6 separate regions of the Mus musculus genome follow, and all the other regions are linked to region 1. Evidence: chromatin loops called from intact Hi-C (ENCODE). Cell type or tissue: left cerebral cortex. All regions are shown on one strand. Region 1 has its middle 79 kb from the start of Gm40822. Region 2 has its middle 20 kb from the start of Gm35063. Region 3 holds the start of Gm35063 (a long non-coding RNA gene). Region 4 has its middle 3.5 kb from the start of Stc2. Region 5 has its middle 27 kb from the start of Acyp2. Region 6 overlaps Stc2 (stanniocalcin 2).

Region 1 (5,000 bases):
GATTAACCTTCCTATACTTAAAGGATAAACAGGCTGACAGAGAAATTAGGGAAGCAACACCCTTCACAATAGTTACAACCAATATTAAATATCTTGGTGTCACTCAAACTAAACAAGTGAAAGATCTGTATGTCAAGTACTTCTAGTCTCTGAAGAAAGAAATGGAAGAGGACCTCAGAAGATGAAAGATCTCCTATGCTCATGGATTGGCAGGGTTAATATAGTAAAAATAGCTATCTTGCTGAAAGCTATCTACAGATTCAATGCAATCTCCATCAAAATTACAAGTCAATTCTTCATAGAGTTAAAAAGAGCCATTGGCTAATTCTTTTGGAATAACAAAAAACCCAGGATAGTGAAAACTATTCTCAACAATAAAAAAACTTCTGGGGGAATCACCATCGCTGACCTCAAGCTGTACTACAGAGCAATCATGATTTAAAACTGCATGGTACTGCTACAGCAACAAACAGGTAGGTCAATGGAATAGAATTGTAAACCCAGAAATGAACCCACACACCTATGGTCACTTGATCTTTGACAAAGGAGCTAAAACCATCCAATGGGGGGGGGGAGACAGAATTTTCAACAAACAGTGGCTAGTTCAAATGGTGGTTAGCATGTAGAAGAATGTAAATCAATCCGTTCTTATATCCTTGTACAAAGCTCAAGTCCATGTGGATCAAGGACCTCCACATAAAACCAGATACACTGAATCTAATAGAAGAGAAAGTGAGGAAGAGCCTGGAACACGAGGACACAGGGGAAATTTACTGAACAGAACACCAATGGCTTATGCTTTAAGATCAAGAATCAACAAATGGAACCTCATAAAATTGCAAACTTCTGTAAGGCAAAGGACACTGTCAATAGGACATAATGGCAACCAACAGTTTGAGAAAAGATCTTTACCAATCCTACATCCAATAGAGGGTTAACATCCAAACAAAATTAACAAGGTAAGTAGAAGGTAGGAGGAACTTGGGATGTAGAGAATAGGGCCAGGGGAAAAAGAGGGGAAGAATCAGGAATGGGAGGAGATGGAGGACATGTACAGAGGGTCGGGAAAATGAACAGAGTTGTATAGCAATGGGGCATGGGGAACAGGTGCTGAGAAAGCAAGAGCCTCCCAGGACCTCATGGGAATGACATTAGCTGAAGTACCCCCCAAAGGAGAGGGAGAACCTGTTGAAGCTATATTCAGAGGTTAGGTATGCCTCCCTCCCCCCTCCCGCATCCATCCCACATGCAGACACCAAACTAGGACACTATTGCAGATGCCAAGAAGTGTTTGCTGATGCAGCCTGATACAGCTGTCTCCTGAGAGGTGCTGCCAGATTCTGACCACTAAAGATGCTGATGCTTACAGACAACCACAGGACTGAGCACAGGGACTTCAATGGAGGAGTTAGGGGAAGGACAGAAGGAGATGAAGGGGCCTTATCAGTGTGAGAGGAGGCCCTTGGTCCTGTGAAGGCTTGATGCCCCAGTGTAGAGGAATGCTAGGGCAGTGAGGAGGGAATGGGTAGGTGGGTGGTTGCAGGCAATAGAGTGGGTTGCTTTTTAAAAATTCCCACAACAGGGGAGCACCCTCACAGAAGCAGGGTAAGAGGGAATGTGATAGGGGGTTTGCAGAGGAGAGATCTGGATTGAATAATATTTGAAATATAAATAAAATTAAAATATCCAATTAAAAAGTAGACAAGAAAATAGCCTTTCTCTTTGCATTGTCCCATGAATTTTAAAGCAAGCATAACTGTACACAATTGTAGCATAGTCCAAATATAAAGAAATTTCATCACCCTCATTCCCAAGTCCTTCTGCTCTTCCTGTAAATTCACATCCATGTTACCTATGACCTCTTTTGACTGATGAGCTGCACTCCATCGTTGGGATTTTTATGCACATCACACGTTGAGTCTCAGTTTATTTCGTGCAGCAGAATGCTTTTAGATTTCTTTGAATTCATATTTGAATATTTTCTTGGCTTTTATTACTGTGTAGTGTTCCTTGCTGTGGTGTCAATTTTACCTGTGTAGGAGGCTGCATTGAGTGCCTGGCAAGGATACACTTCCTGGTTGTAAGCAGCTGTTTTCTTAAGTATCCTGAAAGAAAAAGAGGAGGTATAATGGGGTGGGGGTGGGGATGGGTGGTGTATAGAGAAACAAAGAGAGAAAGAGAAAAAAAATGAAAGAAACAGAACATTTCATTCCCCTCATAAGGTCACTTATTAACATTAGAAAGAGTATCACGTAATTATACATCAAAGACCTCTCATCTCCATGTAACCTTGAGGTATTGGGAATTGATTGACCGAGGACATTTAAATTGGGTCAGAAGCTCTTAGTCCTCAGCATAGGCAAAACATCCTCTTTTAATGTAACTGTTGCTACTTAAATACTTGTAATCTGGCCACTTTATAAACTAAGAAAAGAAAGATTATAACCGTAGACACTCTGTTCCCTCTGGAATTTGGAGTGTGTATGCAGTCTTATGTGAAAATGTAAGAACAAGTAGTAATCACAAGAGTGTCCAGCAGAGGGCACTCTGAGGATAAGATATGACAACACATTGGGGAAAATATGGTAAGAGTTATGTAAAAGGTTTGTAAAATTCTCAATTGTTATCGTCATCTAAACAGAATCACCTAGGTAAGAGTTGGATGATAATTGATAGAAATAGGTAAGAGGAAGCATACAAGACAGTGCTAGGAGCCAAGCATGAAGGTCCTTGCGTTTACAGATCTCGGGAATAAAACCGGAATGTTAAGCACACAGGATTGTCTTTCCAATGGGAAAGATGTAAACAAACAAGCAAACAAACAAACAAACAAACAATAAGTGTATATGAATAAGGAGTTCTATTTATGGACCTGGCATGAGTTAGAGTGGAGTCATGATGTCTGCGGGTGTAGGACTTGAAGTTTTGGAGTTCCTCCAGGGCTTCTCTGGTCTCAGCTTTGGAAGAAACCATTGATTTGAATGATTTACCATCTATGCTTTCAAGATGGAGTTTATGAATAGTCTTGATTTACTGTAGGGATTTTTAAATGGACACAAAAGCACAACAAAGTCTCCTCTATAACCTAACTCCAACAACAGCAAATATTTTAACTGTTTCCAAAAATTGTTCTGACTGTATTTGAAGGTAAATCACAGGCATGGTATTATTTGGTATGCAAATAATTTTATTTACATGAAGCTCTTTCTAAGAGTTGAAAATTCTGTAAGAAACTTATTCAAATGAACCCAGTGGTCACAGTTCTCCAACAAGATGCATTTATGCAGTTGAGGGAAAGGAGCTACTTTGAGCCTCTAGCTTCTAGGATTTAGAAATCCTGACATAGGGGTAGGATACTAGTAGCAATGTACCCATGTTCTTTAACCCTTGTGACTTCTGTTTTTATCACTGTAGTAGAAATTTTAAAAATATCATTTACTTCAGAAGAAGTAGTGGACTTACTAAAAATGAAATACACTATGAATATAATGTGTTTAATGGAGCTTTGAGTATTATAAGTGCCAAAAATGTATACAATGCAAATACAATATATAAAAATGAACTAGAATATCAACTAATATTTTATCAAAAATATAATGTTGAAACACCTGAATAAATGTTTTACTCAACTTTATTGCTTAGACAGCTATTTAAAAATACCAGCTTAAATTAGACAACAAAAGGAGGTCAAAAAGAGAACTCCTAAAACTGACAAGCAATTTGCTCAAACAAATCAGTAGCCTTCCTCTATTCAAAGGATAAACAGGCTGAGAAAGAAATTAGGGAAATAACCCAGATACAATTCACAGACCACATAAAGTTCAAGAAGAAGGAAGACCAAAGTGTGGGTTCTTTGGTCCTTCTTAGAAGGAGAACAAAATACTCACAGGGGAAAATATGGAGATAAAGTATAGAGCAGAGTTTGAAGAAAAGGCCATCCAGAGACTGTCCCACATGGGGATTCATCCCATATACAGTAACTAAAACCTGGACACCATTTTAGATGCTGGAAAGTGCTTGCTGACTGGAGCCTGGTATGGCTGTCTTCTGAGAGGCTCTGCTGACAAATACAGAGGTGGATGGTCACAGCTAACCATTGATCTGAGCTCAGGATCCCTGATGGAGGAGTTGGAGAAGGGACTGAGGCGCTGAGGGATGTATAGCCCCATGGGGGAAGCACCAGTGTCAACCGGCCAGACCCCCCCTCCCCCGAGCTCCCAGAGCCTAGACTACCAACCAAAGAGGGGCCGATGGGTCCTATGGCTCAGGGACCCATGGCTCAGGCCACATATATGGCAGAGGATGGCCTTGTTGGACATCAGTGGGAAGAAGTGTAGTGGAATGCCCGGGAGGGAAGGTGGGAATGGGTAGGTAGGTGAGTGAGAGAGTACCCTCATAGAAGGGGCATGGAGGATGGGATAAGGGGTTTCCGGAGGGGAGACCTGGAAAGGGGATAACATATGAAATGTAAATATATAAAATATCCAATAGTAGGGGAAAAAGAAATGTTTAAAGCTGAACTCAGAAATAAAAAAGCCTGACCACTCTTCTCCTATCCAATATAGTTCTTGAAACATTATCTAGACAGTGCATCAATAGAAAAAATGAAAAGGATACAAATAAAAAGACATATATCTCTGTTTTTAAGTAGTATGATGCTAGTTTTAAAAATAGATTTTTTTGGGGGGCGGGAAAGGGAGTTTAGGCAGGGTTTCTCCCTTCAACTCTGCCTATCCTGGAACTCACTCTGTAGATGAGGCTGGCCTCAAACTCATCGGGATTCACTGACACTGCCTTCTGGATGCACGGATTAAAGGTGTGCTCCACCACCACTGCATGATGTTATTTTTGAAATACCAAATGATTCTACTAAGACTCTCTTAGATCTGATACAGATTTCCATCAAGTTACCAATATACACATTTGAAACACACACACATTACATAATATATATCAGTAGTGAGTATGCCAAGAAACCAGAAAAAAAATCCATTCACAAT
Region 2 (5,000 bases), 390 kb after region 1:
GTGTGCCTCCGGGCACCTTTTGGAAAGATGCTAGGATTCCTCATGACGTGGGAACTCCTTCCAGCCCTCGGTGTTAAGTAGTAGCGGCAGTCACCGTGGACCACAACTACGTAGCTCTTTTAAGAGCTTCTTTATGCCCGAAAATTCATGCCGTGTAGCTCATTCATTCGAGGTGTTTGATTCAACAGCCTCCGGCGAATTAACAGACCGAGCATCCAGCACCAGAATCAACTTCAAATCATTCTTTTCACCCCCTGCAAATCAACCCTGACTTGACAGCTGACAGACACAGCCCTTCCCCACCCAGCAGCCTTAGCCCAGCACCCAAAGTGCAGCTTCAAGGGCTGTCTCTGAGTGTGTCCTAAACACACCACCATTTCCCCCTGGCAGCTCTGGCCTTGTAAATGCCAGACTAGGGCAGCAGTAAAGAAAGAGCTGAGGAACAGGAGTCCCTGTTAGATTATTGAAAGTCAGCCATAGAGAGACAGAGGACAAAGAGAGAGAGAGGCTTGGGCTGACCTCAGGCTGGACCATGTTTATTCTCACACCTGCATAGTATGGGTGGCCAAATGAGATGACCTGAAACAACTTCCATAGTCTGCAAGGGAAGCTGGGAAATGTAGTCTTTCAACGGGAAACTCAGTCTTCTTATAGGTTCAAAGCAAGCCAACAAGCACTAAGCCCTAAGCCTTAAGGGCTTGCTTTTGACAGATGCTCCCTCCTAAGTATCAGGAAGGCCAGGTTTTAATTCAGTCCTCAGACACCTTGTGCTCTGGTGGGAACTTGCCCCTGTGCCAATGAGATCCAGCCAATAGCAGCCTTTGTCTCTTTCAGGTCCAAGATTTGCCTCACACTGTGGAGGACCTCTGTGTAATCTGTGACACCCCAGTTTTGTCCTCACATCCTGTGAGGAGCAGCTATCCCTAGCCATTTGGCTATACCTCATCATGCAACAGTGCCTGGGAATGGCCCTGAGCCTCTGGGGATCTAGGATCAGGCCCGTAACAATCGTAGTGCGTTTATACTTGGGGATAATGTGTGCTGATTGTTCTTAGAGCATTTTCCTCTGCTAATCCTGGCGATTCAGGGCCAGACTCCACTATGGATCTAGTCGTGGGTCACCTGCCCCACACCAGGACCAACCTCCCTTGCCCCTCCCCTGCCTTCTGGAAATACCCCTGACTCCCCCAGATGTCCTATCCCCTTTCGCCCCCACTCCTCAACCCCAAGACTCTTCTATGGTCCTGTGCCCTTCTCTACTTCCCTCCTTAGGACTTGTCTGCCTCTCCTTCTGTGACATCTGTCACATGCCCTGCCTTCTGCTGTTGGATCACTGTGGGCTCAGGCCTTTCTTAGAAAACAAGACAAGACTGCTTCTAGATCAAAGACTGGACAAGCACTAGCTCCTGGGGAAAGTGGAGTGGAAAAACCCAGCACCCCCAGAGGGAGACAGACCTGGGGCTGGGGATTGGCTCTTACCACATGGCTGGACCACCTGAATTCCGAGGACTATTTCCTAGGCTGAGTGAGGCAGCACATCCTTGTAAATTCAGTGCTTTGGAGGATCAGGTCATCCTCAGCTACACAGTTAGTTCAAGACCAGTCTGGGTGACTTGAAAACAAGAAAAAATGGAACCACTTGCTCACACAGCCTCTGTAGGCTTTTAGAGAGGGCCAAAGTGAGCTGGCTCCAGACGGCTCCTGAGCCAGAGACCCAAGGCCCCTTTTCCCCCAACCGCTTTACTTCTGATGCTTAGGTTTTCTTGATTGCTCTCTATTTTACTATTAACTGAATTCACAAGAAGCCTTACTTACTGCGTACTGTTCCAAATGCCTCCCAGAGCAATTCTTGACAAGAGTGCTTTCAGAAAGAGGCAAGTAGGGCAGATTTTGGGATGGTAGATTTGCGTATAAATGCAGATCAGCCATTTTCAAAGCCTCATATCACACACACACACACACGCACATACACACACTCACACCCTGCCCCTGGCCAGGTCAACCACTACCTGTGCACTTGTTGAAAACACACATTCTCATAACCCCCGTGCTCCACAGGCTGAAACAGAAGGATGGAGAATTTGAACACAGCATAGCAAGTCTGAGACCTGGTCTCAAAGAAAAAAGAAAAAAAAAAAAAGCAAAACAAACAAAATATGCACTCTCATCTCAGGATGCAGCCTAGGCCCTGGGAATAAGAGACCGGGTAGCAACCTTGATCTGTGACTTTTGTGTGCATTCGAGGGCACCCTCACATTGATACCCCTGCTTTACAAACATGGAGAAGAAAACACAGAAATCCTGAGTGACAGGTCAGGACCACACAGCCCAGCTTAAACTCAAGGGTCTTTCCTCACCCAGTGTCAGTGTTTAGTGTAGATGTGGCTGGTGACAGCTCATTAAAACAAGCTAGAATGTTCATGGCCTTTTCTTTAAAACATTGGTTGACCAGAAACTGTGGTTACCGGAACTGACTGGTTGGCAGGTTGGGAGAATTCAGCTGCACTGTAGATCGTAATGGGAACGCTGGATGCCTACAAAGCAAGTCTTTTTTAAAAGTTCATTTCCCCAAAATATACACAAATCTGGATTGTGTATGAGTCCTCCCAATTTTAAGGAAATCTCTATTGCAAACTATTCACGTTACTTTTGAGCCCCTGGAAGGCTGCACAGAAGACACTGTGAAGTAAATCTGGCTAGTAACTGCTCAGAGCCTCATCTAGGGACCCCGCCCCCCCAACCACCACCTTCCGTGTGGGCCGGCATACAAGGGACTTTCACAGCACAATTACTAGATTTTGTACATACCAGTCCCAGCCTCGAGACAGCTACACAGGAGAAAGGGGGGAGGGGTGTGGCAGACAACTGATTTGAGTCCAAAGACCCAGATTATGGTCACCTGGGTTAGCATGTTTTCTCTGGTGCACTCAGTGGCTGGAGCCTGGGCACTGTTGACTGCAGGGGCTGCGCGCGCCCTCTTGTGGACAAAGAGGCACACTGTGGAAAGCCTCTGGGAGAACTCAAGAGCTCCCTGCGGGGCCCAGAGCAGCCCAGAGTGGCATCCAGAGTTGGGGAGGCTGAGAATTAAACGGGTGCACCCTACCCTGAAGCTAAAGAACTACTCAGAATTGCAACAATATCAATAACTGTAAGTACAATAATCATGATCATATGTAGACCAACTAATGACCATTAAACATCCTGTGACTTAAGTTGTATTTACATTCTACCCAATGTGATTCAACCAGCAAAGAAGAGGGTTTCTCAAAATTCTTTATTCTGACATTACTTCAAGCTCAGTGGGAATTAGCAGAAGAGAAGTGTCTCTTATACATCCGCTTTTAAAACCACTAATACAGTGGGACAGTGGTGGTGCATGCCTTTAATCCCAGCATGTGGGAGGCAGAGACAGGCAGATTGCTGAGTTCAAGGCCAGCCTGGTCTACAAAGAGAGTTCCAGGACAGCCATGGCTATACAGAGAAACTCTGTCATGAGAAACTGAACCAACCAACCAAATAAACAAACAAACAAACAAAAACACTAATAGTCTTCACAATTGCTTTATCATTCCCACGCTCTTTCCCTCTAGATGGAGGAGGGGGAAGGAGAGAGGAGAGAGGGAATGTGAGACCAAATGAGACTGAATATGAATGAGCAGGCCAAATCTATATTTTATTATTCACAATTAATTAATTAATTAATGTGCTTCTGGTGGTTTTTTTCATGAGAATGAACCCCATGGGCTCAAATTTGACTGTTTGATCTCAAGTTGGTGGCACTGTTTGGGAAGGATTGGGAGGTGTAGCCTTGTTGGAGATGGAGTGTCACTAAGGGATGGGCTTGGAGGTTTCAAAAGTCGCTGCTGTTTCCATCTTTCTCTCCCTCTCCCTTACCCTTCCATTCCTCCTCCCCCCTCTTTCTCCCTCCATCTGCCTTGTGATGGTTGTCTCAATATGTAAGCTCTCAGCTACTGCTCCAGCACCATGCCTGCCTGCCTGCCTGCCTGCCTGCCTGCCGCCTCCATGCTCCCCACCATGATGGTCATGGACTCATCATCTGAAAATGTAAGCAAGCCCCCAGTGAAATTGTTTTTTTAAATAAGTTGCCTTCATCACAGTGTCTCTTCATAGCAATAAAAAAGCAAATGACTAAAACATTGCCGAACACCATCCCCAGGGTCTTGCTTTACCACAAAGCTAAATCCCAGTCTCACAAACCTGCTTTTATAATAACCCAACTCTCTTAAGATAATGAACCCAGGTCTGAAGTAAAGCCCTGAAGCCATTCTAATGGCACAGCCTGGGGACTTTGTCTCCTTATAAGCCCCGACCCCAGCACTGTGGCATTATGGATGCTTTTTCTAATCCACTCCTGAGATGAAGGCACAGCCCGGGGACCTAATCACCTCCCAGCACTGTGGAATTGTAGATGACATTTCTAACTCCTGGACTGTATCAAGGTCCAACCACAGCAGCTCATGAGCTTTTGGTTTTGTTCATTGGCTGGTGGCAGATCTGTCCTGCAGGATGCCAAAATGCCAGGGTCTTTCCTCTTTGCTCAGAAACAGCTTTTAGACAGTGTATCCCTGAGAAGGCCACCTCTCAGCTCCCTCCGCATTTTCTACCTGGCCATAGGCCTTCAATGCTCTCCAGTGCAAGTCTTTCACCAACCCTGCCAGGGACGACTCTAAAGGAAATAACCTCCATGGGGAGGTGTGAACTGTCTCCAGGCTTCATGGGTTCAAGCTCCCTGGCAGGAAACCAAAACAAGCCTCTATTGTCCTTGGTGAGAACCATAAGATCTGGGTCTGCTTCTCAGCCCTGAAGACACAAAGAGGAAGTTGCTGATGCTGCCCTCAGAGACTCCTCAGGCTAGGGCACTGGTCAGGAACAGGACAAAGCATACAGAGCTAAGTGTACCTGTCTAAGTTTTATTGCTGTGAAGAGACACCATGACCAAGGCAACTCGTATAAAGGAAAACATTTAATTGGGACTGGCT
Region 3 (5,000 bases), 370 kb after region 1:
GTAGCAGAGGTTGGCCTAGTCGGTCATCAATAGGAGGAGAGGCTCTTGGTCCTGTGAAGACTCTATGTCTCAGTATAGGGGAATGCCAGGACCAGGAATGGGAGTGGGTGGGTTGGGGACCAGGGGGAGGGGAGAGGAGATAGGGGATTTTTGGAGGAGAAACTAGAAAAGGGGATAACATTTCAAATGTAAATAAAGAAAATATCTAATTTTAAGAAAAAAGAAAAGAAAAGAAAAAGAGTCAGTCATGTGGGGATTGAGGAAATGAAGGGGAAATCCTTAGCCACTGAGGAGATGAGGAGGCCATTTGTGTATCTGTGTGTGTGTGTGTGTGTGTGTGTGTGTGTGTGTGTGTGTGTGTGTGTGGTGTGTGTTTGTGTGTGTATGTATGTGTGTATATGTGTGTATATGTGTTATGTATGTGTATATGTGTATTGTGTATACATGTGTCTGTGTGTCTGTGTGTTGTTTGTGTGTATGTGTGTATGTGTGCTTGTGTATATGTGTGCCTGTATGTATATGTGTGTGTATATGTATGTGTATATGTGTGTGTGTGTGAATGTGTGTGTGCCTATGTAGATGTATGTCTGTGTGTGTGAGTCTGTGCATGTATGTGTCTGTGTGTTGTCTGTCTGTCTGTGTATGTTTTGCACACACATGTGTTGGGAGATCATTTGGAAAGGACAAGAGAAGGCAGACATATCTGATCTTTAAACTGAGATGTGCAGTGTAAACCACCCCTACCGCCCACGACAGTGTCCCACACCAGCACAGTGCAGCTCAGTGTGGAAATGTTGGGAAGGCAGGGGCGTTGATGCTCTGTGCTGTGAGAAAGCCAAGCCACAGAAAGGACCATGGGCTCTGCTCAAATCCCACAAGAAAGACCCCACTATGGCAACAAATGCCTGGTTGTCATGTCACCCCAGTGCTGACTTCTAAAGGAATCAATTCTCTAGCTGTCAAGTGACGTCCTGGCTTTGAGTCTCCATAGGTAAAGGTCAGCAGGAAGGCAGCTCTGACTTCCTAATGCCAAGTGTCACAGGAGGATGAAGTGGCTGCCTGAAGCTGCTACTGTCAAAGTAGTTCCGTGTGAGTGTGTGATCTACCGGGAGCCCAGCGTGGCAGGACAGAAGCCAGGCAGGGGCTAAATGAGAGTCGGAGAGATGAAAGAATGACAGAATACTTGAGCATGCGCATTCATCTCAGAGCATGTGCATTCGTCTCAGCAGACTGCCCAAGCCCTTCTATCATCCCCAGCATGTCCCGGTGAATAGAGAGCACCAGGGTTCTCATGGTGTCTGCAGTCTCTAGAACTACAGACTGGTACCTCCTTCTGAGAGCCCCTGATGTGATTTCTTCTCCACTCCAAACCACTGGCAAATTCGCTAGGAGCTAGAGGCAAGAGGGAAGGTGTGCGTGGGCAGGAAGGGAACACGAATCTCTGGCTTCTGTCATCCACAAGCTAGTTCTCGTTTTCTGCAGAGACTGTGTTCTGAATGGCAACCTCAAGATGCCCGTGCTTAATGTCGGGCAAAAGCTATCCTCTAACTCAGCAGCCCCGCATCTCATCTGGCTGCAGATGCTAAGAAGCTCCTGATGAAGTTCACCTAGAGTCATGGGTGGACGCAGTGTTGGCCGAGGTGGTTTTGTGAGCGCCACCCAAAGCCTTTTGATCTGACCTGCTTGACAATTGATGCAAAAGGCTCTGTCTGTGAAAGGAGGATTTATAGGAAGGTAGGGTTTGCCTGCCTAGACACCACGGTGAGCAATGCCCATCCAGCTTAGGCAGTTGTCTCCCTGCTGAGGACTGCTTTCTGAGGCTCTGTGTCTACCTCTTTCGGAGGAAGATGAACTTGCCTCTTAATTCTTTTTAAAAAAGAAAACGACTGCATTCTGGGGTCTCACTGCTCTTGAAGCTTTTCCTGATGTGTCACCCAAGAAGAGCTGGGCACACTCACTCACTACCGCCTGGCAGCAATGACAAAGGAGGCTAAATTGTACCGTGGACAACAGGATCTTTCAAGAACTTCTCATTGTAAATCAACTTTAAGAGTGCTTCGCCAACTATAGCCTTGGGAAAGGCAGTCCGCTCAGCAATTCCCTTCTTCTGACAGGCTATTCACAAATTCCTGAGCATCTCAGAGCCAAGAAGTATGCAGCTAATTTCTTCTATACAGCCTGAAACCCATCTCAAGTCCTAAAAAGCTTATCAAAGTGTGTGAGCTGGTGCCACCTTTCGGGCATTAGTGGTACTGCAGCCTAGCTCTGTTATAAGTAAATGTCCAGACCTAAAGCATCATAGAGTCGAGAGATACAGTATGTTTTTAAAAATAAAAAATAAAAATCTTTATATGAACATTAGTTGGTATTATTTTGCAGGGAGTGGACTGGGGTTCTTGGTGTTGGAGACAGGAGTCATGGATATGTGTGAGGAGATGAAGACAACTGATTGACAGAAATGTCTTTGAAAAATTCTCTGTGTAGAAGAAACTGATCCAGTCCTAACCCTCCCCCCACTCGCCCCCAGCTGAGAGTTGGCCACCCTGTGCGATACTCCAGGAAGAGCTTGCTCGATGGGAGGTGTGAGCTGTCTTGGTCACACACAGCCAGGATAGTAGGCTCATCCTTCAGAGTGCAGACGGGCCAGAAAGGAGCTGCAGAGCGTCCATGCGCTGTGTAATTCTCAGGAATAACTTTACAGTGGAGAGTAAAGACAGGCAAAGATAAAGCGAAAGCAGTCGCTCGATGCACCTACCAGGGGTCACGCGCATGCGCTGTTCTTATGATGCCTCACAAGAAGGCCGTTCCTTTTGCTTTGGAGTAAAGAAAGCTTAGCAGGCTGTTGTAACTTGTCTGAATTCACACGCCTTATAGGAGAAAAGGGGTGGATTCAAACTCAGGCCTTTCTGAGGTTGCTTCTGAGAGGTTCCTAGGCTACCCCGTTTCTTCCCTGTTGCTGTCACCGAGAACTCTGAAGACAACGAGAATAAAGGCACTTACTTGTCCTTCAGAGCAATGAGTATTGTGCAGTTGGCTCCGTACCAGGTGACGCAGGAACAAAGGAAGCATGGAGAATAATCCCAAGAGAAGCTAAAACCATGACGTCAGCTGAAGAAGGCTAGTTATGTTGTGGGTCTTAGGTTCATGGAAGATTCTTGCTAGACGGTGGCCCCCGCTGTTCGTCATCGGAATGAGAGAGGAGGAATTTGGTCCCAGCAGCAGCCTACAGATGTCTGTATGGGAGGATTTCCTGGTCTTGGAATGGGTCAAGACAGAAAAAAGGGGGTGCAGGGGAGACACAAATGCACACAAAAGCAGAGCCGGGTTGTCTTGGTGTGTGGGCTTTGAAGAAGCCAATGTCAGCCTTACTAATGGGACTCACTGGGCGTGGCCCTCAGGACTGTGACACTGGCACTTGGGGCTGTAATGGAAAAGTGGCCAGATCCCTGGAGAGTCAGCACTGACTACAGTGCTGGGGAGATAAAATCCCCACATTAGTCTTTCACCACTAAATCGTGACAGATCTCAACAAGCACAGAGCACTGTATGGGGGTAGCTCCTAGGACCAGTGTCTCTGGCTCTGCCCCAGGAAGGGCAAATTGTCTAACTTCTATGAAGTTGGTCCCCTGGTCTATAAAGTTGAGCTAAGGCTGTGCTTGCCTAACCTGCATGAAACCAAGGCTTCTGTCCCCAGGGTCTCAGAGAACCAAACCAACAAAACACTGGACCAACCCCGGGGCCCCAGATCAATCAGGATTCTGCAGAGAAGGCCTTGCATCAGCTCAGCGGTTCATGAAGATTGCCTGACATGTTCTTGATGATTGATAGCCAGTCCCTACTCCCCAGTCTCTCGAGTTCACACAAGTCTAAACAAGCTCTGCTTTCAGAGAGGAAAGGCCTTGGTTTTATGTCCTTGGATGAATCCTGCAAGATTACTCTATCAAACTTAGTCAAGGGCACTACTTACAGCTAAAAGGGGTCCGGGGTGGTGGTAATGATAGAAGCCCTCCCCCACCCCAGGCCTGTCAACCCAGATCTTCCTAGACCTTCTAGAGCAAGGGTTACTTACTGTCCCCTTGGGCCAATCTATCTAGTCAATGTTGCCTAGTTGCATTTGGCCCATCTAGGTCACTTGTCCACCTAGAAACAGATTCCAAAGAGACTCTAAATTCTCTTTGATCAAGCTGGCTTCCAATTTCAAGCCCTCTGCTGACTTCCCAGTGGCTTCAGCCAAGTCCCTTAATCTTCCCAAGCTGTGATTGCCTCACCCATAAGGTGGGATTGAAAGCCTTGGGGCTCTGTGCTATGCTTGGAATTAGATTACGCAAAGCACCTGGCGCAGGGCCCATGTGGGGTGAGTGCTGAGAGGGGTGGTTCCTCTCTCCAGGCCCTAGCTGAGCCACGTGAGGGCACAGCTGGCTCCCCACAGCAAAGCTTCCTTTCCTTCCTTCTTCCTTCCTTCCTTCCTTCTGTTCTTTCTTTCTTTCTTCCTTTCTTCCTTTCTTCCTTTCTTTCCTTCTTTCTTTCCTTCTTTCTTCCTTCCTTCCTTCCCTTCTTTCCTTCTTTCTTTCTTTCTTCCTTCCTTTCCTTCTTTCTTTCTTTCTTTCTTCCTTTCTTTCTTTCTTGTTTTTGTTTTGGTTTTTTTTGTTGTTGTTGTTTTGTTAAATTGTATTTCTTTATTTTACTTTTCAAGGGTGTAAAACCAGTAGTATGTCTTTGATAGAACCCATATCTCAAACCTGGAATTTTGATTCTCTCCTGGGATCTCCTGAGATCGCCACCTCAGTACAATCTTCTCTGGCAATGCTTCAGGCTGCAGCCAGTCACCAGCTATCAGGGGAAACACTCAGACACAGCCCGCTGTGTAGCCCAGTTGAGGAGTGAGGCTTGGTATAATGTGGGTTTAATGCTCCTTCGACTGTGGTTTCCTGTGGCTTTATCACCTGTCCTTCATGAGCCCAGGAGACCTAGACTTTATCAGACAAGGCCTCCTCTCCCCT
Region 4 (5,000 bases), 120 kb after region 1:
GGCCCAGGCAGCCTTGGGTCAGGCGGCCACAGACCATCGCGTGCCCAAGAGGCCAGAGCTTGACAGGCAACTTTAGGCGTCTCCAAATACAGTCTTCAATTTTCTCCAAATGCCACTCGGCCCACTTACGGGTTTTGTTTGTTTGTTTGTTTGTTCTACTCTGCAGTCCTCTGATGTAAAATTAAAGCACCCCACCCCCCAAATCTTGGGACCTTCTATTTTTTTCTCCTCTTCTTGGAGCCCCCTCCTTAAGCACCCTGAGAATCAGATCGCCTTCAGCTGCAATCTCCGCTGCTGGAGGAAGCGGGGAGAAAGTTGGGCGCTGCCGGGAGCGTCTTTCCTCCCTGCTGTGTGTGTACGTGTGCACGCTCACGTCTCCCTCGCGCTGGGCCCGGGACAGGAACTGCTGCTCTTGGCCTCATAAACCCGAAGGAGTAATTCGGGGGGCCAGCTTGATTGGGGGAGGGTGGAGAGGCGAGCGTTGCCACCTAGCGCCACATGGCACTCGTCCGGTATTGGCACTCCTTGCCCCTCCCCCGCAGTCCCCACCCTAGTCTTGGAGAACAGGTGAGCCTGGGTACCAACTCTCAACCCCCGTCCTTGCCCGACTTCCCGCTCGCCCGCGCATTCTGCAGTAATGCGCCTGGGAGGTTTCATCACCCACCGCCCGCGGCGACTGCAACCCTGGGCCTCCGAAGCGAGGCCCGCTCTCAGCCTCTTCTGCGCCTACGTGTGACACACCTGGGGGAGGGGTATAGAAATGAGCGCGCAGGTTGTCTTTCCGCAGCTGTTCAGCTTCTCTGGGTGCCAGCTGCCCTCCAGCGAGGGAAATGAGAAGCTGGGGGTCAGGGTGACTGCTGCTTCAGAAAGGAGGAAGGAGCCCTGGGAATGGGCTTTCCAATGGGCAGGACTTCTTGGAGCTTCTGTCTTAGTACCATACAGTTCTCGGCCCCAGGAAATGGTCAGTTTGAATCTCTTAGTCTTCGATGGTAGGAAGAAACTGGCCATTCGTCACTATAATAGCAGTGACTTCCTCATTTATCTTTTGAGGAAAGTGGTGGATATTGGGTATAATGATGGACCATCCTTGCTTGCTTGAATAGTCAATTTAGCTCCCTTTATTAGTTTAGGAGATGAAGACCCTCCTGTACATCCTTCAAAACAAAACAAAACACACAAACGAACAGCATTTTGGTCTGCCCCCACCCTTTAAGGCCGAAAATTTCCTGGGAGAGTCAAGTGGCCCTCAGCCTTAACTTTAGAGCTAGGTAACCTCTCTGTGGCCTCTTTCATGGAACAAAAATATCAGAGAAACAGAATCTGGAGATTCAGGCAGCAGAGGGAAACCACCCACTTTGTTCCATTGTAGAGAGGCCCTGCACCTGCCCTCAGAGGATCTGCATGGTTTGAAAAAAAAAATCATCTTGAGGCTTTAACTTCACATTTCAAAGGAATTTCATGGTTCCCCCTGAACCTACTGCTGCTTTGGAAAGAACACATAGTAGCTAGATGCGTGGTATAAGCACACATGGGTATCCGTTCTTGAAGTTTCATCTCTGGCCAATGCCAAAGCATGCAGACAAAGATGTTCTCCCAGTCCATTTCAACAGGGCTGCAGACAGACTGGGAGGTTTCCTGAGTAATCCTCTAAAGGCCCAGAGCAAATGTTGTGGGGCATGGATCACACTGGTGTCTTTGTTGTAATTTCCCTCTTCTCTGCAGACTCCTTTATCTCCCTCGGGCTGGGTTTGGCAGTTGAGTGGAATGGGCTGGGGACAATAGAGGACGCTTACAAAGCTAGCACTTAAGCACAGGCATCAAACACATTGCAAGGTTGAAAAATTGGTATCTCTCTAACCCTAACATCCACCCTAAGACTTGGAGGAGCAAGAACTGGCCAGCCAGTGCTGCCCTTGGGGCTCCAGTGTCTGTGGACAGGCCTACTTCAGTTTGAGACATATAACTGCTGAGACAGGACTGGTTTGTCTGTGACAGCCAGACTTGCGGGGCGGGACCCCTGCTTTCCCTTTACCAGTTGCCCTCACTCAAGTCCAAGAGTGAAGTGCTTGGGTTGAAAGCTAGAGGAGAGTATTGCCAAGTGGATGCAAGGGGAAGAATGTTTCCATGGAGACAAAACACAAGAAAAGAGGAGGGACACTGTGAGTTTTGTGTTGAGAAGGAGGCTGTCTAGTTTGGTGCTAAAGAGGGAGACGAGGTAAGACTGGGCCACGCTGCCATATCTGCACCCTCTGTGGAAGACCTATCATCTTGATAGGTATCTAAAGATGTGACAAAAGATGCTCTTTGATTGGGTTCTCCTTAGTACTTAGAGGAAGCTGGGGGTGGATGGGTACATTTTGGAACAAGATGAATCTAGTTAGTGGAAAGGAATAGGTTGAACTTTGTGGGTTGTAGTATCTAGAAGGACAGAAGGTATCCTTGCTCCGATGTGAGTAGGTGGGGGTCTAGCAGACAGGCTCATTCTAGCTTGCTGAGGCAGGGATTATAAGTTGACACATGTCTCTAGTCCAGGCTTCTAAAGGGTTCCAGAGCCTGAGAGAGGAACATGGCTCACACTGGGGAGCTCCGCCCACTAAATGTCCCAGCCTATAGGGGCAGGCTGGCTGAGCTTATGGCACCACCTTATGGCCAGAAAGGGTACTGTCTGACCGAGTAGTGGACTCACTTCTAGGCCCTGTAACATTAACTAGGCGTCCCTAAGGTCTGCTCGGTTTCTTCACACCAGCTCGCCTTGGTCAGCCAGTTCTCACAGGGCTATGATTTAACTTCATGCGCACAAAGAAGGACATCTCTCTCAAACATTTCTATTCTCCATCTTTCCTCTGCCCTCCATCGCCTTCTGTGCACTCTGCTTTTTCATACTTGTAAGAAGGAAAACAAGACAAAAAGGGGTGGGGGTTAGAGGTAAAACTGGAAAAAGTGTCAAACTGCTACATTAGGCTCTCCAAATTCTCATAAGCAGAAGTCTCCCTTAAAAAGTCCTGATTCTCCCCCTTGTCCTCATTCATTGGTTGCTTTATTGACCAGGCTTCAGGATTAAAGGTGACGAAGTCTTTCCCATTTGGTTTTGCTTACTAATAAATCTCCAAAATGTTTTCTGTTCTTTTCCCCCCTTAAACCTCAGCTCTCCAACATCCAACTGAAGAAGGCTTTTGGGTCTGGCCTGGAAACCAACCACTTACAATATTTTTTTAAAGCTGGGCATAGTGCTGCATGTCTTTATTCTCAGCTACTTGGGTGTCGGAGACAGGGGGATGGCTTGAGCCCAAAGCTTCTTGGCTAGCCTAAACAATACTATGAGGAGAATACATTCTAAGCTCCCTAACTAGCTTTCAGAGTGCTGGAACAAATTGCTTGTGAGCTGGGCATTTCCTCTGTCTCATCAATTAGTACTATTAGCAGTCAAGCCATCACTGGATTGGCCAGAGATACAAATGATATAGAGGAAACATGTAAAGTCCCTGTAAGGACACTGTAGCCCTTACAGCAGACTTGTTTCCTGGGATAGCATGAGAAGACAGTAACCATCAAGTGTCTTCTGTGGACTGAGCTGTGTTAGGGTTTCATCACAAAGCCCCAACAGGACCCAGAAACCATCACCGTTTCCCTTGGGATGGAGCTTTTTCGTTCTTCTCGTGTGCTAAGACAAACTTTAGGAAAAAAAAAATATATCCCAAACAAGGGGCTGCCTGGCTTTACAGCTGAGGCCAGAGGGACACTTGTTCTGGGAGGAGGTGGTGTCCTTCTTGCTGGTTTTGAAACTTGAGCTTAGAAATGCTGGATTTCTGATGGATGAAGGAAAAGGTTTTTTGTGGGGCTTGTTTTCCAAATGAGCCTGACTTTGGAAATCTTTGGTAAATGATGAAATTGGTTAATGGGATTTAACCCTCATAATGCCTTCAGGAGCCTTTGAGATGTTTCTTCTTTTCCTTCCCCCTCCTCTTCCTCCTCCTCTTCCTCTCCCTCCCCCTCTCCCTCTCCCTCTTCCTCCCTCTCCCTCCCCCTCCCCCTCTCCATCTCCCCCTCTCTCTCTTTCTCTCTCTCTCCCCTTCTCCCTCCCCCTCCCCCTTTCCCTCTCCCCCTCTCTCTCTTTCTCTCTCTCTCTCTCAGCAGTTCTATTCACAAAGAGTGCTACTTCAGGACTTGTCAATTTTTAGAAGTCCTCTGAAGACAACATTAGAAGAAAGGATAGAGTGAAAGTCTATCTTAAAATTATTTGGTAGGACATTTGGCAAGTCTATGTATTCTATGCATAAGTCATAGAATCTTGGTTTAATTTTTATGTCTTTTACATTTTATCATCCTAGGGTTTATTTAATCATTATTCACCAATTACTGTCAATTATGGTAATGATCTCTGAAGTGGGACGCCAAGGAGGGATGATGGAATGATCTGGAAGGATGATGCAGAGAGAAAGAAACTGTTGGTGAGTCATGTAGAGTGCCCCCTCTGTTCTCAGGAAGGTATGACAGACGATGACACCATCTTTGCAGTCTTCAGCTAATGGCCACTGTTCCCCCCCTCCTCCCTTGGACATGCATTTATTTATTTAACTTCTGAGTAAATGGTAGTGTTTATGGGGCATACTTATTTCTTTTGATTTCCATGAATGTAGAATTTCTAATCCTATGTACAAAATGGTCTAGAGGAAGACTGACAGTGGGAGATGCACAATTGTTAGAGATCAATGCAAATGAGATCAATGTAAAAATGGCAGTACTGCACACTGGGAATAACGATGGCACCAAGAGCCATGTGAGCAAGTCCTAGGCTATGAGCCAGCTGGATGCCAACCTAGATGACACTATCCACCTTACGGTTCTGTGAGCAGGCAGAGACAAGGAGCAAGCACCATATTTTCATCCAGTTAGCCATTCAACAGGAACAGTTTTATCATAAAATATTTTACAGCACCAACTTAGAACGTCCCATCTTCCTAACAGAATGGAGGCCAGTGTTCTTTATATCTTCTGTGATG
Region 5 (5,000 bases), 570 kb before region 1:
TTCTGACCTACAAGGTAATAGCATCATGTCCACATGCACAAACCCACACTCATGTAAATACATCATCTAAAATAAAAATCAATCCTTCAGGGGCTGAAGAGCGCTCCCAGTGGTTAAGAGCATTGGCTACAGTTGCAAAACTGTTGTGAATTGGGATTGATGACAGAGGCAAGAAGGAAGTCTCAAACTCAGAGGTTAGGTTATAACAGCTTATTTATTCATAAGTAGCAATAAACAAGTAAATGGTAAAATGGGGCTGTACTTGTTTACACACACATACATATATGCTTCACTAACCTCCGGTCTACCCTATATCGTAGCCTGGTTTGATGGCAGGCGCTGGAGAAGTCTTCTGTTGCTTTATGGGTTCTGCTGGAGCTGGAGCTGGAGCTGGGTCTGAGAGATGTGGGCTTGTCTCATTTGGCAGCGGGCGACCAGGTGGATTCGTCTCTAAGCAGGTTGACATTTCTGTTGGACTCCAGGAATGAGTAAGTTGCCGTCCCAGACTGGAAGTTATTTAACCAATTTTAGCCAATCATAACTAAGGCATTCACACATTACTTCATTGAGCTTCTACCTTATCATATTCACTCACACACGCTCTAGGCTTGGTTACATGAGGACCGCGTGGTAAGTGCAGCAGGGAACCAGAGCACCCCAGGCAGCTTTGAAGCACTGGGAAAAGTGGCTCCTGGGGCCACGCATTCCTTGCAGCTACTCTTCCAGCAGACCTGGGATTCATACCCAGCTCTCATTCTAGGACTGACACCCTTACACAGACATACATGCAGGCAAATGTCAAGGACCTGCCTTGGCTTGGAGAGGGGTCCTGAGAGAAGGGGTGTTTGAGAGCAGTGAAACAAACAACTCAAAGTCAGATTGTAGGTCCTAGCTGGCAGCCTATGTTTTGCTTGAGATAGTTTTCCAGACTGCTCTACGTTCTGCTCATAGAGTTCTCCAGGAAGTTCTCTTGTGCTATTCTAAAAATTCTCTAGATAGCTCATCTCTTGCAGATTGAAAGCCCAGTTTTTATTTACACATCAGTCCAGTCATTACCTCAGGTTCCCTTTTGATTATTCCAATCAGTATCCCAGGGCCCCAGCCTCTTAATTCTTAGGAGATAGCAAGCACATTTATTTTAACATTGCAAAAGAATTTAGAGATCTGCCTGCCTCTGTTAAGCACAGAGAAAAACTATCAGGGTGGGACCCTAGTACAGGTACATATTCTGCAATCAAGGGCTCAGTTAAGTGATTTTGCAGTACCAGAATGCATTTTTTAAGCTAAATTCAGCCAATTACAACTAGAGCGTGCCACAAATTACTTCATGGCTTTTTTTTTTTTCACTCATGCCCCCCCACACACACACACACACATACTATGGCTTGGTTATCTGGGGCTGTGGGTGTGGTCCGAGGCATTGCCCTACAGCAGGCTTGGGCGGCAGACATGAGTTCGTATCACTTTCACTCACTCTGGGGCCATTGGCTGTGCCTCGAGTGCAGCTATACAGCATGGGACCTTGTGAGGCCATGTGTTCTTTCAGTGATGACAAGGTACAAAACACAATAGAAGATATAGAATTGGAATCTAAATACTTAGAGTCATTTAAAATAAGAATGCACTGGAGATATACAAGGGCTTGGGTTTGGTGGCCAATATTGAAAAATTAAAGGAGATAAATTCAAGAGAGTGACATGTCCTAATCAAAAGATTCAAAACAGAAAAGAGAAAAGAATTTGCAGAGAGTGCTTGCTGCCCAAGCTTGACCGCCTGAGTTTGGTCTTCCAGAACCCATGTAATAGGAGTGAATCAAACTCTGCAATTTTCTCTCAGACCTAATCTCTATAGCATAATCTACTCTGGAGTTGACATTTCCCCAATGGGGAAATTCCTAAAGCATCCAGTCTTCAAGGCCCTTTTCTGAACAGCAGGAAGAGGGCAGTGCAAGACAAGATATGGATGAACACAGCAAGACCTCAGCAAAATGTGGCTGACTCACACAGACTATTCATTTCCCAGTGAGTAATCCTAGGTTGAAAACACTTAGACTTCTTTCTTCAGTGATAATGACTGTTAGTTGTACTTTCAATGAGCCACAAGACAAGAATCAGTTCTGCCTTATTTGTAAGTAAGAGATAGACTGCATACTAAGATTTATATGAAATCCTTAGGAAGATGGGCCTAACTAGGTAAACTTTTCTTGTATTTTGAGAACAGGGGACCCTTGTTCATCTGGTCTGCTTTTTGTCTAGAGGGTAGAATTTAAGTTCTATTTTAAAGGTATTTCTGTTCCCAACATCTAGGAAGCCATGAAGATATAATGTTCAGACTGGACATTTGCAGTGGCACAGGCTAGAGTCACCAGCAGGACTCTAGGATAATGAAGCCTGGTATTAGCTTCTTGATAAAAGGTCATCCTCTTGTCACATGTTTGTCCAGAGTTCTCCATACTTTATGTTTGAGCTTTTTCTACCCTCTTAGATTCTCTATTCTCTTAGATTTTTTCCTATCACTTTATTTATCAGTGATCACTCCAACAATGGCTGTTCTCAATAAACTAAGACTTGACTTACCTTGAATGTACTAACCCACTGGGGTTTGTCTCAGTCTGACAGTCTAGATCAAAAGTGGGAATTAGACTCTTTCTAAGTCACCAATAAGATGAAATTTAACATAGAAAGAGGTCTGTGATCTTGAAAGTTCTAGCAGAATGGGAAAACCAGACAACATGCAAGCTTCACAAGGCCTGCTATGGCTGTAGTTTATCACATCCTTAATGTACAGCCTTTAGCAGAGACACTATGAGCAAGCTGACAAATACTAACACTTATGTATGCTTCTAACAATAACAGATTCTGTGCTGGGAAGACATGGGTAATTGTTCTTATGACAATGGAACATGAAGTCTCTTGATCACTCAGGAATTTCCTTCATTCTATAGCTGTCTTAGTCCGTGTTCTGTTGCTGTGAAGAGACCATGATTGTAGCAACTCTGATAAAGGGAAGCATTTAATTGAAGGGTTCTTACAGTTTCAGAGGTTTAGTATATTATCTGCAGGACACAGACAGATATGGTGCTAGAGAATGAGCTAGGAGTTCTAGTAGCAGGAAGGAAAGAGAAACGGGGCCTGACTTGAGCATTTAAAATCCCAAAACCCAGTAGTTTGTCAGTGACAAACCTACTCCACCAAGGCCACATCTCCTAACCCCTGCTGAGTACTACCATTTTCCAATGACCAAGCATTCAAATAAATAAAGGAGCCCATGAGGGCCATTCTTATTCAAACCAGCACATTAGGCTCATCATCCTACCTATGAACTTGAGTTTTGCCTTTAAGACCCATAACTCAACTACTATAAGTTTGTTAGTATCAATTTGCAGTAGATTTAGGCTGCAAAGTAACAAATTTAAAAATATGAAAAGCTATGAAAATGCAGAAAAATCAAGCTTAAAACTTGATTAAACATGTGTATAGACTAAGTATTCTGACACTAAATAGAAATACTGAAAATTTATTTCTATTTTAAAATTCATATGTTTTACTAATGTGTTTAATCTTGATTGTCAACTTTAGACAATTTAGATTTAGAATTACTACAGAAATGACTATCATAGAACACATCATCTGTGGTGAATTGAATAATAATGGCCCTCATAGGATGAAATATTTGTATTCTTAGTCCTAATAGGTGAACTGTTGGGAAGGATTAGGAGATGTAGTCTTGTTGGAGAAGATATATCACTGGGGTGGACTTTGAGGTTTCAAGAGTCTGCATCATTCCCTCATTCCCCCAATCACTGTTCTTCTCCTCTCCTCTCCAATCCAACACGTATGATTGCTAATTACACAAGAAAAAAGTTTAATTTGTTTTCAAATGTCTGATTTTTAAGATAGAACCTATTTACTCTGAGCACTATAGAATGCTTAATATGAAATGTTAAAGCCAGCCCCCACACCATCTTGGGCGTGATCTCAGCAGAGGGTCTCAAGGTCCCCAGAGGACTTTCCACGCTGCAGGCACCCTAGCACACCCGGGACCTTGAGATCACTGCTAAGTGGAACACAACATCAGTTCCAAAACACCCAGAGGATCTTGTGCTAGCAGGAACACAGACAAAGGACACCTGCCCAACCAGTGGCTGGGGTTGGTTCTAGTTGGTGCCACCCCCGCGCCATCTTGGGTGCAATCTCAGCTGAGGGCCCCAAGATCCCCAGAGGACTCTCCATGCTGCAGGGCACTTGAGCACACCCAGGATCTTGGGAATCACTGAAACCAGTCTACACAGGAGAGCACATGGGCAGCAGAAGCAACAGAGCTTCTTGGGAATGGTTACTTCGGGTCTTCATCCTCAGCCAGGAGGCAGAACTGAGACCCAGACCCCTGGGCACCTTCCTTGCCAGAGGAGAGTTGGCCTACAGGAAGGGCTCTGACCCCAGGACTCAGGAGGTGGATCAGAGCTCCAGACTTCTGGACACCTGCCCTGTAAGAGGATAGCTTGCCTGCAGAGAGTGCTCTGACCACTGGGACTCAGGTGAGAGTTGGACTCCCAGGAGTGCTGACAGGCTAACAGAATCACAGGAGAAACAAGCTCCAGCCAGAGACAGCTAGAACATTAACACCAGAGATTACCAGATGGCAAAAGGCAAATGTAAGAATCTTACTAACAGAAACCAAGAACACTGGGCGTCATCAGAACCCAGTAGACCCACCACAGTGAGTCCTGGATACCCCAACACACCTAAAAAGCAAGACTCGGATTTAAAATCATATCTAATGATGGCAGTGGAAGATTTTAAGAAGGGCATTAATAACATCCTCTGGAAGAGCAGCAAACACTCTTATCTGCTGAGCCATTTCCCCAATCCAGGTAAATGTAATTTGAACAAAGAAAAAGAAGTCCAAACTTTCCTAAGCAAGACTAAATTCTGTAGTTAACTGCCTTCAGACCTCATCTGCAAGACTGGCCTATCTCTAGGTGTTCTGCCTGCCAGCCC
Region 6 (5,000 bases), 110 kb after region 1:
CGCTCACCCTTGGCACCTCTGTTGGCTGTTAGGTGATGGTCTGTGTCCCGGTGGTGAGGCCTGGAGAGCTGAGCCCTGTCTGCCAGGGGCTGATGCTCTGGGGCTGCCGTGGGAGGTCTCTGTATATTGGAGGTGCAGAAACTCAGGATGGAGCAGAGGCCTCCCCAGCTCTGTTCACACTGAGCCTGGACGCTGCGGGTGACTGCCTCCTTCACATCTTCCCCGCAGGTCAGCAGCAGGTTCACAAGGTCCACATAGGGCCTAGAGATGAGAGCCGAAGCAGAAAGAGTTAAGAATGGAGTATGACCTAAAGGAGCCCTGGGGAGTTGGGACTAGGTCAAGAAAGAGGGAGACACTGTTTAATTTGGGTGATCTTTGTGGCCTTGGTTCCATAGCAGGCAACTGAGGGTAGTAAGGCAGGTTCTTGCTCCTCAGATGGGTGTAGAGCCCTAGGAAAAGGGGCCATTGACAGTGTGTGGATACACAGAAGGAAAGCCAAGGGCTAGCACATTAATTTAAGGTAGCAATTCCAGGCAGACGAGCTGTGTGAACAGAGACCATACCTTGGGCACATCCAAGCTGCAGAAACTGGTGAGTTTTAGTAAGTGGTGGAGGTCCTTCAATATCAAATTCATGTGTGTGTGTGTGAGTTCAGTGAAAAATTCAGCAAGTGTTGGACTAAGGAGCTCTTGAGCAGCCTTCAGGAGACCCCAGAGGTACCTTGCCCTTCATAGGTATTGTCAGTGAGGCACTCCCAATGCCACTTTCCCTGCCTGTGTGCTCCGGGCTTATGCTTACAATGGAGGGCTTTCTGGAAAGCTGCTGGGTATGCCTGTCTAGGGAGTCTGCGAAGGACTGAGATGTGCTGGGGATGGATGACAGGTCCCTGTGGTGTCATCTCCCTTTGCAGGTAGCAGGGAGTTAACATGTGGTCCATAGCCCTCAGTCAGCCAGGACTCCCCTTTCACTGGTGTGTGGGCTGGCTGTCAGGGTGCCTGTGTCCAGAAGGAAAACAGCTCTGTGAGGCAAACAAGGTCTGTGGGGGGCTCAGAGATGTGCTCTCCACCTGCACTGAAGCCAATGACAGACAGCCTGAGTTCTTCTTTAGCCAAACAGGTGGAGGACTTCGCTCCAGGGGGCAGAGGAAGTGTGCGCACTCTTTATATTTATAGGCTTTCTTGGTAGAATATGTCTCCATCAGCGAGTTCTCAGGACCTATCCACTGAGGTTTTCTTAACTCTCACTGGCCTCTTTGGACTCCAGAAAGAATGTGGGATGCTTTGTGTGACTCTGTGTGGCTAACTAGAATTAAGCAGTCTCTAGCCAGTATACGTCCTGGACATATCTGCCTAGGACATACAGCTACCCCCCCTCCCGCTCCCCCGATAGGGAAGTCACCATGGGATGTGCAGCCATTTATAAGGAGCAAGGGTTCTTTCCTCCTTGAGACTTGACTTGACTCTTGGATGGCTACCCTAGAGTGTGTGTAAACTTCCCCTGCAAGTTGGCAACTGTTGCTCTGTAGAAAAAGCAGTGTCTGTTATGTGTGCTATAGTCACTGCCATTTGCTAGTTGCTCCTCAAATAGGATTGAGTTGTCCTTACTTTGAGGATGTAAGAGCCAGAAAGAGTGTGAAAGGAAAGTTCCCTCTGGGAACACTTGGGCATACTTCCTGGCCTGAGAACAGCCCAAAGGAGCATTCTGGAGCTGGCTGTTTTGAAGACTACATTACTCCTTAGGCTTCAGTTTGTGCCCAGCTGGTGGGCTAGGTCCTGAGGCTCTCTCCAGCAGGCCTCTGCCAGTGGTAAAGGATAGTTTCACCCTGTCTCATTGAGCCCTTTGAGGAGGAAGGTACCCAGAAAGGGATGCTGAGATTGCTCATATCCTTCCACCTTTTGGAAGCAAACACTATTTTATGAAGCTCAAGTCTACTGAGTCTGTCTACAAAATGGAAGAAGATGTTCACTCACTTGCTGACTCTATCAGAATCTGAACTGACTCTCCCCTTTATGCTTCTTAAATGAAACTCTCCTGGGAATACAGTTGTCTCTGGTGCCTTTCCCATCACGTGTATCTACCATTGGATCCCGGACCTTCAAGGCAGACACTGGCCTCCAAGGCAGGACTGACTAGTCCTCCACTCTTGGGCTTGCTCTGTCTTCTCTCTCAGGGAGGAAGCTGAGCCCTGTGGGGAGGGTGTGTGTGGCCAAGTAAGTTAATTTAAACCGTGCTTTGGGTTGGCAAGGTGCCTTCTCATGCTGCAGGCTGAGCCTGTCTGATGACAAAATCCAGCACTCAACTGAGTGTCAACAAGGCTGAAGGAGGGGGATGTGCCTGAGGCTCCAAACCCTTGGTGGCTGCCAGTACCTGGTGACAGGGTGTGCAGAGACCAAGGGAGATGGTCACAGCTAGGAGGAGGCAGACCATAAGGAAAAAGTGGGGTAGATAGGCACACTGACAGGGGCAGCTTGCAGCAGACTGGCCACTGCTGCTGTAACCTGCTCCCAACATGAGCCCAAGAGAGGATGGAATGGTTTGGATTCTGCAGCAACCGACTTCCTCCTCTTTAGCGTGAAAAAGCAAAGTTGGCTCACATTCTAGTGTTCATGACTCTTGCCACACACTCAGAGATGACTTTCTTGGTATTTTAGGGCTCAAAGTGTCCTTTAGCCAGTTAAACTGGTTGAAAACTTGGGAAAGTTCAGGCAATTCAGCTTGAAGTTGAGGCACTGCAGAGATGCATTGCAACAGGGAATGGAGGGTTTCAAGGGAATGTAGCTGGAGTTTGGCCCAATCCACTGCCCAGAAGGACTGGCTTAGCAGGAGTAGGCCCTGCACGTGGTCTCCTGGCAGTGTTCTTAAGACATCCATGCCTCTCCTCAGGGTGTGGGTCACCTGCATCTCCAGAGCAGGCCAGTGTTAGCTACCATTGCTTATTCTAAATGGCATGCAGGACCCTTTGAACAAAGAGTCTGGAGGCCATGCTTCTCTGGGAGAGACACGAGAACAACACAGACACTAGAACACAGACACTAGAACAGCACAGTGCTTCAGCCCTTTGTAAATTCTAGGGTGGGGTGTGTGTTCCCCAAACCTGAAAATTCCAAGCTATCCCAAAGACTTCCCTTTTTAAGAGGATATCAACATTTCACACACTCCAGGACTCTACCAGAGATGTTTACCAGGTGCCCAGCCTCCCACTCACAAGGTCAAGAAGCCATCTTAAATCAGTCACAGAGCCTTCAGAGGTTCCTTGGCTGTAAACATGCACTTCTTTCAAGAGCACCTTGAAGTAAAAGACCCTAACCCTCTGGTGACGATGATGGAGCAATTAAAAAAAGGAAGATGCTCTGGTCACATATGAAGACCCAAGAAGCCTTATCAGGTCTAACAAGAACAGGCTAAGGAAGAGCGGGGCAGAAGGCATCCCGACTTACTCTTCAGATGCAGTTTCAGTCATACAGTGCTTGTGGATTCAACTAGCCAACCCCAGAGCACTGTTTCCAGAGACTGCTTGGCTCTGTGCTGAAGCAGACTTTTTTCTTGACACTATTTCCCAAGCACTGTAGACTAACATCTTGCAGCAATTGTGTTGTCTTTAGGTATTATCACTCATCCAGAGTAGATGGGAGGATGCTAAGTCATATGCAAATACGTCACTGGTATAGCTAAGGCTTTCTCATCCATGGATGTTGATGTCAGGGAGGGCCTTGAAGCGTCCATCCCCAGTGCATAGCCAGAGAAGACTGCATTTCCATTCCCCAGGCTTCAAGGTAGGAATCAAATCTCACAAGTAAGAAACAAGCTCTTAGTGTCACCAGCCTTCTCTATGGAATGGAGATGCTACCTTCAATCTTGTAGTTAGTTTGGAAAGACAAACGTGGTAATCCATGGGATATCCCATAGACAAGGTCCTGGCACACCAAAGAGAAATCCAAGACAATTACAATTGCTGCTGCTATTACATCATTGCTTTGTAAATATTCGGGAAAATAAAAATATGTTGTAAAGTGTTAAATGGGGTTCTAAAACCATGCAAGATATTTTTCTTTTGAAAAGAGCAGTTTGCAGAATTTCACCATGAATAATTCAATATTGTACCAAGCAAGGTGTTGCAATCTTCTAACGACCATATAAAGTGGGCAGATAGGAGGGGGCTTCTGATAGAACCTAGGCATTAGTGTGGTGAAGGCAGGGAATATGTTGGTGACATAACTGGGAGGTTGTCCCTAAAGTTGTGCTGATTTGGCCCAATGAGTCACTTTGGAAAGACAGGCATTGCTACAGAGGGGGCAGTGACTGGCACTGGTCTGCTCAATGGTGGCTTCCCTTTTGATCTGTATCTGTCTTTGGGGCCTATAGGCCAGATTTCATGTTAGAAACAATGGTGTAGTCTGCTCTAATGCCCTGCAAAATCCAGGATCCTACAGTTGGGGCAAGTTTCAAAGAATGAGAGTTTTTGGCTTTATCACTGAATTGTGACTTTTAAAATCCAATTTAGCATGCATGTTTCTGATGTTTGTTTTGTGCTTTCTTCAGAAGTAGAGAAGGGGAAGGGGAGTCTCTGAAAGACGAAAAGGCTGCGGATCAAATTGGAACATTTAAGAGTGTAAATGTTGTAGCCACACTGCCTGGACGCCAGACCCTAGCTTTGCTTTTCCCTGTGTGTCATTCACCTCAGCAGGCTCAGTTTTCTCATCTGTGAATTGGGGATATAAAGAGTTGTTGTGAGGGCTGGGTAACATCCTTGGCAAAGCATCTAGCAAACAAAACCAGGTACCAGCTGTCTATACTGACACCCATGAGCTACTTGGACCACACAGCAACCAGTTGGGACTTGGCTAGGGGCAGAGTGGAAAATAATCATCTGTTTCTGTTTGTGGGAATTTCAAATCTGATGATCTTCTGGGGGGCTTTCTAGCTTTCTGGAGCATTCCCCCAACTGTATCTACCAGGAGGTAGTTTACTTCCAGAAATAGCATCCTTGAACATACTTCCAG

What was found. Peaks named below come from ENCODE experiments on the same cell type or tissue, not always from the same donor. Only the 100,000 strongest peaks of a DNase experiment are listed, where the experiment ranks them.
Region 2: it touches region 1 in a loop (7-fold over the local background); 19 of 42 quality-filtered maps call a loop at or near these places.
Region 3: it touches region 1 in a loop (6-fold over the local background); 31 of 42 quality-filtered maps call a loop at or near these places.
Region 4: a loop joins it to region 1, with 2.7 times the contacts of the local background. A loop is called at or near these places in 17 of 42 quality-filtered maps.
Region 5: a loop joins it to region 1, with 4 times the contacts of the local background. A loop is called at or near these places in 2 of 42 quality-filtered maps.
Region 6: a loop joins it to region 1, with 2.2 times the contacts of the local background. A loop is called at or near these places in 17 of 42 quality-filtered maps.

What each region holds. Positions count from the first base shown.
Region 1 is chr11:31,246,140-31,251,139 of GRCm38, forward strand. No RefSeq gene overlaps it. Among named protein-coding and RNA genes, the nearest start is that of Gm40822, 79 kb to the left of the region's middle. In left cerebral cortex, a CTCF peak has its summit at 2,546 (motif pointing right); a DNase peak (open chromatin) is centred at 2,537; H3K27ac peaks cover 206 bases.
Region 2 is chr11:31,635,222-31,640,221 of GRCm38, forward strand. No RefSeq gene overlaps it. Among named protein-coding and RNA genes, the nearest start is that of Gm35063, 20 kb to the left of the region's middle. In left cerebral cortex, a CTCF peak has its summit at 2,992 (motif pointing left); a DNase peak (open chromatin) is centred at 2,977.
Region 3 is chr11:31,613,095-31,618,094 of GRCm38, forward strand. Gm35063 (a long non-coding RNA gene) reads left to right here and starts at 4,710. Exons shown (of 3, transcript XR_381134.2): 1 at 4,710-4,897. In left cerebral cortex, a CTCF peak has its summit at 2,243 (motif pointing left); DNase peaks (open chromatin) are centred at 1,358, 2,234 and 4,337.
Region 4 is chr11:31,371,035-31,376,034 of GRCm38, forward strand. No RefSeq gene overlaps it. Among named protein-coding and RNA genes, the nearest start is that of Stc2, 3.5 kb to the left of the region's middle. In left cerebral cortex, a CTCF peak has its summit at 2,657 (motif pointing left); DNase peaks (open chromatin) are centred at 2,059 and 2,629; H3K4me3 peaks cover 768 bases.
Region 5 is chr11:30,674,332-30,679,331 of GRCm38, forward strand. No RefSeq gene overlaps it. Among named protein-coding and RNA genes, the nearest start is that of Acyp2, 27 kb to the left of the region's middle. In left cerebral cortex, CTCF peaks have their summits at 115 and 1,925; a DNase peak (open chromatin) is centred at 1,955.
Region 6 is chr11:31,360,268-31,365,267 of GRCm38, forward strand. It overlaps Stc2 (stanniocalcin 2), which reads right to left. Exons shown (of 4, transcript NM_011491.3): 4 at 1-261. Among named protein-coding and RNA genes, the nearest start is that of Stc2, 7.3 kb to the right of the region's middle. In left cerebral cortex, no CTCF peak of the experiment used is centred here; a DNase peak (open chromatin) is centred at 2,220.